Regions from separate parts of the Homo sapiens genome. Here region 2 is linked to region 1. A link is a loop called in an ENCODE intact Hi-C map of the cell type or tissue named here. Cell type or tissue: CD14-positive monocyte. All regions are shown on one strand. Each heading gives the region's core, and the rest is flanking DNA. Links, peaks and the distances in the headings are about the cores only.

What was found. A loop is a pair of places that touch in the nucleus more often than their neighbours do. Peaks named below come from ENCODE experiments on the same cell type or tissue, not always from the same donor. Only the 100,000 strongest peaks of a DNase experiment are listed, where the experiment ranks them.
Region 2: a loop joins it to region 1, with 5 times the contacts of the local background. A loop is called at or near these places in 26 of 110 quality-filtered maps.

Annotation. Positions count from the first base shown.
Region 1 is chr18:63,235,299-63,238,216 of GRCh38, forward strand. All of the region lies in intron 2 of BCL2 (BCL2 apoptosis regulator), which reads right to left. Among named protein-coding and RNA genes, the nearest start is that of BCL2, 83 kb to the right of the region's middle. In CD14-positive monocyte, for the core only: no CTCF peak of the experiment used is centred there; DNase peaks (open chromatin) are centred at 823, 1,323 and 1,723; H3K4me3 peaks cover 1,852 bases; H3K27ac peaks cover 2,500 bases.
Region 2 is chr18:63,299,924-63,302,841 of GRCh38, forward strand. All of the region lies in intron 2 of BCL2 (BCL2 apoptosis regulator), which reads right to left. Among named protein-coding and RNA genes, the nearest start is that of BCL2, 18 kb to the right of the region's middle. In CD14-positive monocyte, for the core only: no CTCF peak of the experiment used is centred there; a DNase peak (open chromatin) is centred at 1,688; H3K4me3 peaks cover 456 bases; H3K27ac peaks cover 439 bases.

The DNA of each region.
Region 1 (2,918 bases), core at 331-2,830:
GCTACATATCCAAGAGAAACTACCAGGCATGGTGTGCAAAGAACATATCAAAAAGCTAGACACACCTGTAGCATTCTTCCAAAGGACATCTTAAAATTAGAAATAACTTCCATGTCCTCCATCTGATAACTACAACACAGCATGGAAAATGTATAGAGGTCCATGTTTTGCAACGGACAAATCTTACAAATACAATGTAGAACACAAACTCCATGATATCCTTTATATAAAGTTTAAATACATTTAAAAATATATATATATAGTTTAAGGATACACACATGTGAAAGATAAAACCATGCATGGTTATAATGAGCATTGAGCATCACATTTAAACTGATGACTGTGACGTTCAGGGAAGGAAAAAGCGGGTGGAAATGGGGAAAGTCTATCTCTTTTTTACAAAAAAGAACAAGGACATGACAAAATAGTGGTGAATGCACATTTATACACAATCTTATTCTCTGCATTTTCTGTTTGCTCGAGATCTTTCACAATAAAAAAATACTGTGTGATGCTCAATGCTCATTATCACCATGCATGGTTTTATCTTTCACATGTGTGTATCCTTAAACTATATATATATATTTTTAAATGTATTTAAACTTTATATAAAGGATATCATGGAGTTTGTGTTCTACATTTATAAGATGATATGATTTGGCTGTGTCTCCACCCAAATCTCACCTTGAATTGTAGCTCCCATAATCCCCACGTATCATGGGAGGCACCTGGTGGGAGGCAACTGAATCATGGAGGTGGGTTTTTCCCAAGTTCTCGTATATTGAATAAGTCTCACAAGATCTGATGGTTTTATAAATGGGAGTTCCCCTGCACATGGCTCTCTTGCCTGCCCTCATGTAAGACGTGCCTTTGCTCCTCCTTCACCTTCCACAGATTGTGAGGCCTCCCCAGCCATGTGGAACTGTGAGTCCATTAAAACTTTTTCTTTACAAATTACCCAGTCTCGGGTATTTCTTCATAGCAGTATGAAAACAGACTAATACATAACCTGTCAATAAATATTTGTTTTTAGGAGCCCCCTAAAGTAGGTAGGAGAGTGTTAATATGATCATTTGACAGATAATAGAGGTGCGGGACAAAAAGCTGACAGAGTGGGCTCGTGGTCTATTGTCCCATAATGTCAACGCCCTACCCTTGACATTATGATGTTCATTCCACTCATTTAGTAATTTACTTAATACAGGGAACTGGAACTTGACGCAACTTAGGGCAGGCGGGTGAAGAAGACAACCTCTTCCTTTCTGGAACAAACCACAGTTTGAGGAACACAATGACAGAACTCGATAAAAAGGGAAGAAACCAGACTGCTCCAGTCATCTGACGGCTCTTCAATGAATCTGTAATTCACTCACGGAGGGCCTGACCATTCACTGCGCATCTGCCGAAGAGGAGGAAGGGGCCGGAGGAAGTGAGATCGATGGCCTCCGTTCCAGCATGATTTCGCCTTTCCAGCACCCTATCTAAATTAAGAACAGGGCACTGCGCTGCGTTTAGGGGCATTAGCTCTGAGATCTTGTCCGGGACAGGTCCCTTTTCTGCTCTGGGCTCTTCTTGTTTAAAATTGAGGAGTAGACTACCATCTCGAGGCCAGTGAAATTCTAGACTCTTCATTCTGTTTTTCAGGATTTTTTCTTTTCTTTTCTTTTAAAATCTGAAACGGGAGCTTCCGCATTTATTATTTGCACGTGGTTTTGAGGCGCACTCCTGGCCACATCACAGCTATGTTCTCTTGCCTCTGGGAAATACATAAAATGCCTAGCAACAGTTCCTGGTGGCGGCTGGTCCCCATAAACGCCGCTGGTCGGCCCCCACCCCACCTCTATACCACGACCCCTCTCCCAGCCCGGGGACTGTGGTATGGAGGCCGAGAGAGGCCCATTTTAAGGAAGAAGCAAGACATATGCACCATCCCATCCAAGGAGTAAACAGGCGGGGGGGAGGTGGGCGTGGCCTCGATCAATCACCTCCCCTGAAGCTGCACCACATGCACATTTTAGGCTGGAAATAAGAAAGAATTTCCTGGCTGTAGGAATTGTTAAATAATAGGGCGGATGACCAAGGGAGGTTCCGGAATCTCCTCTTGAGATCTTTAAAAATGCGATACAAGATCGCATGTCTGAGATGATTTCTTGCAGTCCTGGCTAGAGACAGACGGACTAGGTGCCTTAACGGGCCTGACCCTCCTCCCAAGGCATATGATTCTGTCTTTTGCTTTCTCTTACCCTTAGCAATATCCTCAGTGCCTCCTTTATATGTTCATCCCCCTGGTGAAGCTCACTTACTGCCATCCCTCAGGCTAGTTTTCACCCAATCCCTAGCCTCCTCACACCTTTCCTTGTTATTTTATGGAAAGCTGGTCAAAGGTCAGAGTTGCCCAACTCCCCACACATAGTTTGGTGGTAGCATCTGATACCCAGACAAAACACGGCAAGGATTCCAATACCAGCATATTGAAGCTTAAACACCAAATCTGGATGGAAACAGAGAATTAGCTGTTGCTAACAACCCATTGTAAATGAAAATATGATCTTGGTAATTGATTTTAAATAGTTTTTTTTAAAAGAACCCTTGGCCGCATTTCATCAAGAATACAGAGTTTCAAAAGCGTTCATTCCAGGGTTGGATTTTTTTTTTTTCCTCTTTCTTCTGGCTTAAACCCCAAATGGCCAAGATCCCAGTCTGAATAAACAATGTGGGTGGTGACTTTTCTGTGAGGCCCAGTAGAGGATGCAATCACTTTCTTATTCGGTTCAACATTAAATCATGTGAAACTAGCCTGATTACTCCACACAACTTTTACTCCGTAATGGAGGGCAACACAACATGTATTCTTTCTCTGCTTCTCAGGGAGAAAGAAATGAATTCTCCTAACTGGGAGTGTTTAATTATGTATAAAG
Region 2 (2,918 bases), core at 211-2,710, 65 kb after region 1:
TAGATCTGTTTGTGTGTCTGTTTCCCCAGGAGACTGTCCCCCCCAAGGCCAGAGATCATGTCCAGAAACCCAGTAGGCACAAAGAATGTGGAACAAACAAATGACCACGTTTTATTGTACAGTGGTTTCAAAATGAAGTCAGGAGGCAGAGTTGAGGCTGCAAAGCAGCTCCTCACAAAAACCACTCTATGCATCCTGCAGTGGGGGAGGTGGCTCTTCTAAATATGTGTACAACTTAATTTATGCACAGACAGAATAATTTAGATGCAGTAAGACAGCAAAAACTCCCCCTAGAAATTACATCCCCGTCCACTTGAGTCAAGTTCCTACTAATTCTCTACTCTAGAAAGGGAGGTAGGAGATGAAAAAGAATGAAAGAAGTCAGCAAACGCCCCTGAAGGTCTCTCTGCCTATTTAACACACACACATTCACAGAGAAGGTGCCATTTGGCCTGGGCTTGAAGGATATGTAAGAGTTTGTTCAAAAAAAAAGAGAAAAAAACAAAAAAGAAAGAGATCTTGTGCTCCTTCTCTCTCTCTCTCTGTGTGTGTGTGTGTGTGTGTGTGTGTATTTTACTTTGATATTGCTGGGATTCCTCTCTTTCACTACAGTCTGGACTGAATCATTTCACACAAGTAAATTTTTCAGATGACTGAAGCCTAAACTTTTAAAAAATTTTAACCATTTGGAATGGAGATATTTCTGTAACTTACTACTCACTTTCCCTGAACTCTTTGACTCTTCCTACAGAAAATAACTCTGTCTTGATGACTCAGTGGCATCATTAGGAATCACTAAGATTGTCCTGTGCTACGATCCAGCGAGAACTCCAGGAGCCGTAGAGATCTTTGTGACTGCCTGCCCCACGCAGAAGAGCCTCAGAGACTCCTGAGCTGGTTTTAAGAGCATTTTTGTCTTCTTCCTTGCTGTCAGACTCTAAAATAATTCTTTGAATAATTTACAGGCCTCCATTACCTCCTCTGTCAGGTCAATTCTAATTTAATATATTTGCTGTTTCTATTGGCTGGGTGGGGAGTGGAAATGACAACCAATTTTTTGAGAAAATGGACTTTTAAAAAAGCAAATGGTATGGAATATTATTCAGCCTTAAAAAGGAATGAAATTCTGATGCATGCCATGACATGGGTGAACTCTGAAAATATGTTAGATAAAACAAGCTAGACACAAAAGGACAAATATTGTCTGATTCCACTTATGGGAAGAATCAAATTCTTCCTCGAAGAGTCAAATTTATAGAGACAGAAAATAGAATAGTGGCTACCTAGGACTGGGGAGAAAAAGAAACAGGGAGTTATAGTTTAATGGGTAGAGTTTCCATTTGGAATGATGAACAAGTTCTGGAAACAGATGTCAGTAATGGCTTACATAATAATGGTTTATGTAACAAAGTAAATGTGCTGAAAGCCACTGAACTATACATTTAAAATTGGTGGAAAACGTAAATTTTATGTATATCTTAACTCACACACACACCACATACATACATACGTATGCATATTTATACAGATATATTTTTACATGAACTGGTTGAGAAGGTTGGCTGAGCTCTTATGAGCAATGGGTATGAACTTTAGCATATGTACTTCATGACATCCCTCTGCACAGAAGGGGCTGAAATGACTTCCTAGTTCCTAGTTGTGATTCACACCGTCATCAAGAAACAATGATCTCCGAAGGCGCTAATGTATTTTGCAATCATAAAGATCTTTTACTCACAAATTACAGTACTGGCGACAAACAGGCACTCCGAGCTTCTTGGAGAACATTATGAATAATCCCAAAGAGAACTGAGCTCCAGAAGGGGCGGGGCTTTGTCCTTTTCACACGGGAAACCAGTGCGCCTGTCCACGGCACAGAATCCAAATCTACTCTTCCCTTCTCCTGAGATCAAACTCTAGAACTAAGAGGTCACATGTAAAGCTGTTAAAAGAACAAAAATACTGATTATCTGAATTCATTAGGATCTTAAGGATATGTAAAAACTACATAATGCAGTCTTTTAAATATTACAATGTTGGGTTATGTCTTATAAATGAAATATTTTAGGTAATATTGGACGAATATTTTTAAAGTAGTCTGGTCTATAAAAGAGAGGAGGCCAGGTGTGGTGGCTCACGCCTGTAATCCCAGCACTTTGGGAGGGAGGCCGAGGCAGGTGGATCATCTGAGGTCAGGAGTTCGAGACCAGCCTGGCCAACATGATGAAAACCAGTCTCTACTAAAAAAAATACAAAAAAATGAGCTAGGCGTGCTGGCAGGCGCCTGTAATCCCAGCTACTCGGGAGGCTGAGGTTGCAGTGAGCCGGGACTGCACCACTGCACTCCAGCCTGGGCAACAAGAGCAAAACTCCTTCTCAAAAAAAAAAAAAAGAGAGAGAAAGAGAGAAAGAGAGAGAGGAAATAGTTGGTGGCTTGTTCAGTTCAACTAACACAGAGCCTGGGGTTTGGGGAGCCTGATGGTGAACTCTGTCTTGCTTAATGAAAGGTCACTATTGTCCCTCTGCCCGAATAATAATTTCCCTTCCTTTTTGGCTTCCTTATGAAATACCACGAAGCTCTACTCTAAAAAGTCATAACATGTTGTGCCCAGGGAAGATGTTGAATTGAAATTTTTTAATATGTGCTTTATTAAACAAACCACTTAAAACATTATTTTTGTCCTTCTGAAGAGTGACTTATTCTGCACATGAATTCAGAGTGAGTTAAATATTCAACCTATATATGTTTCATAACACAAGAGATATATAAATAAATGAGAAAGTAGGGGGGAAAAAGAGGTTTAGTAAGGATGCAGTAAGAGTTTCCTATCTTGTCAGAATTTCGCGTTTAAGTTTCTTTTAAGAAAGTAGTTTCCTGGCCCATGCTGAAACTCCCTTAGCCCTGCAAATAACACAAG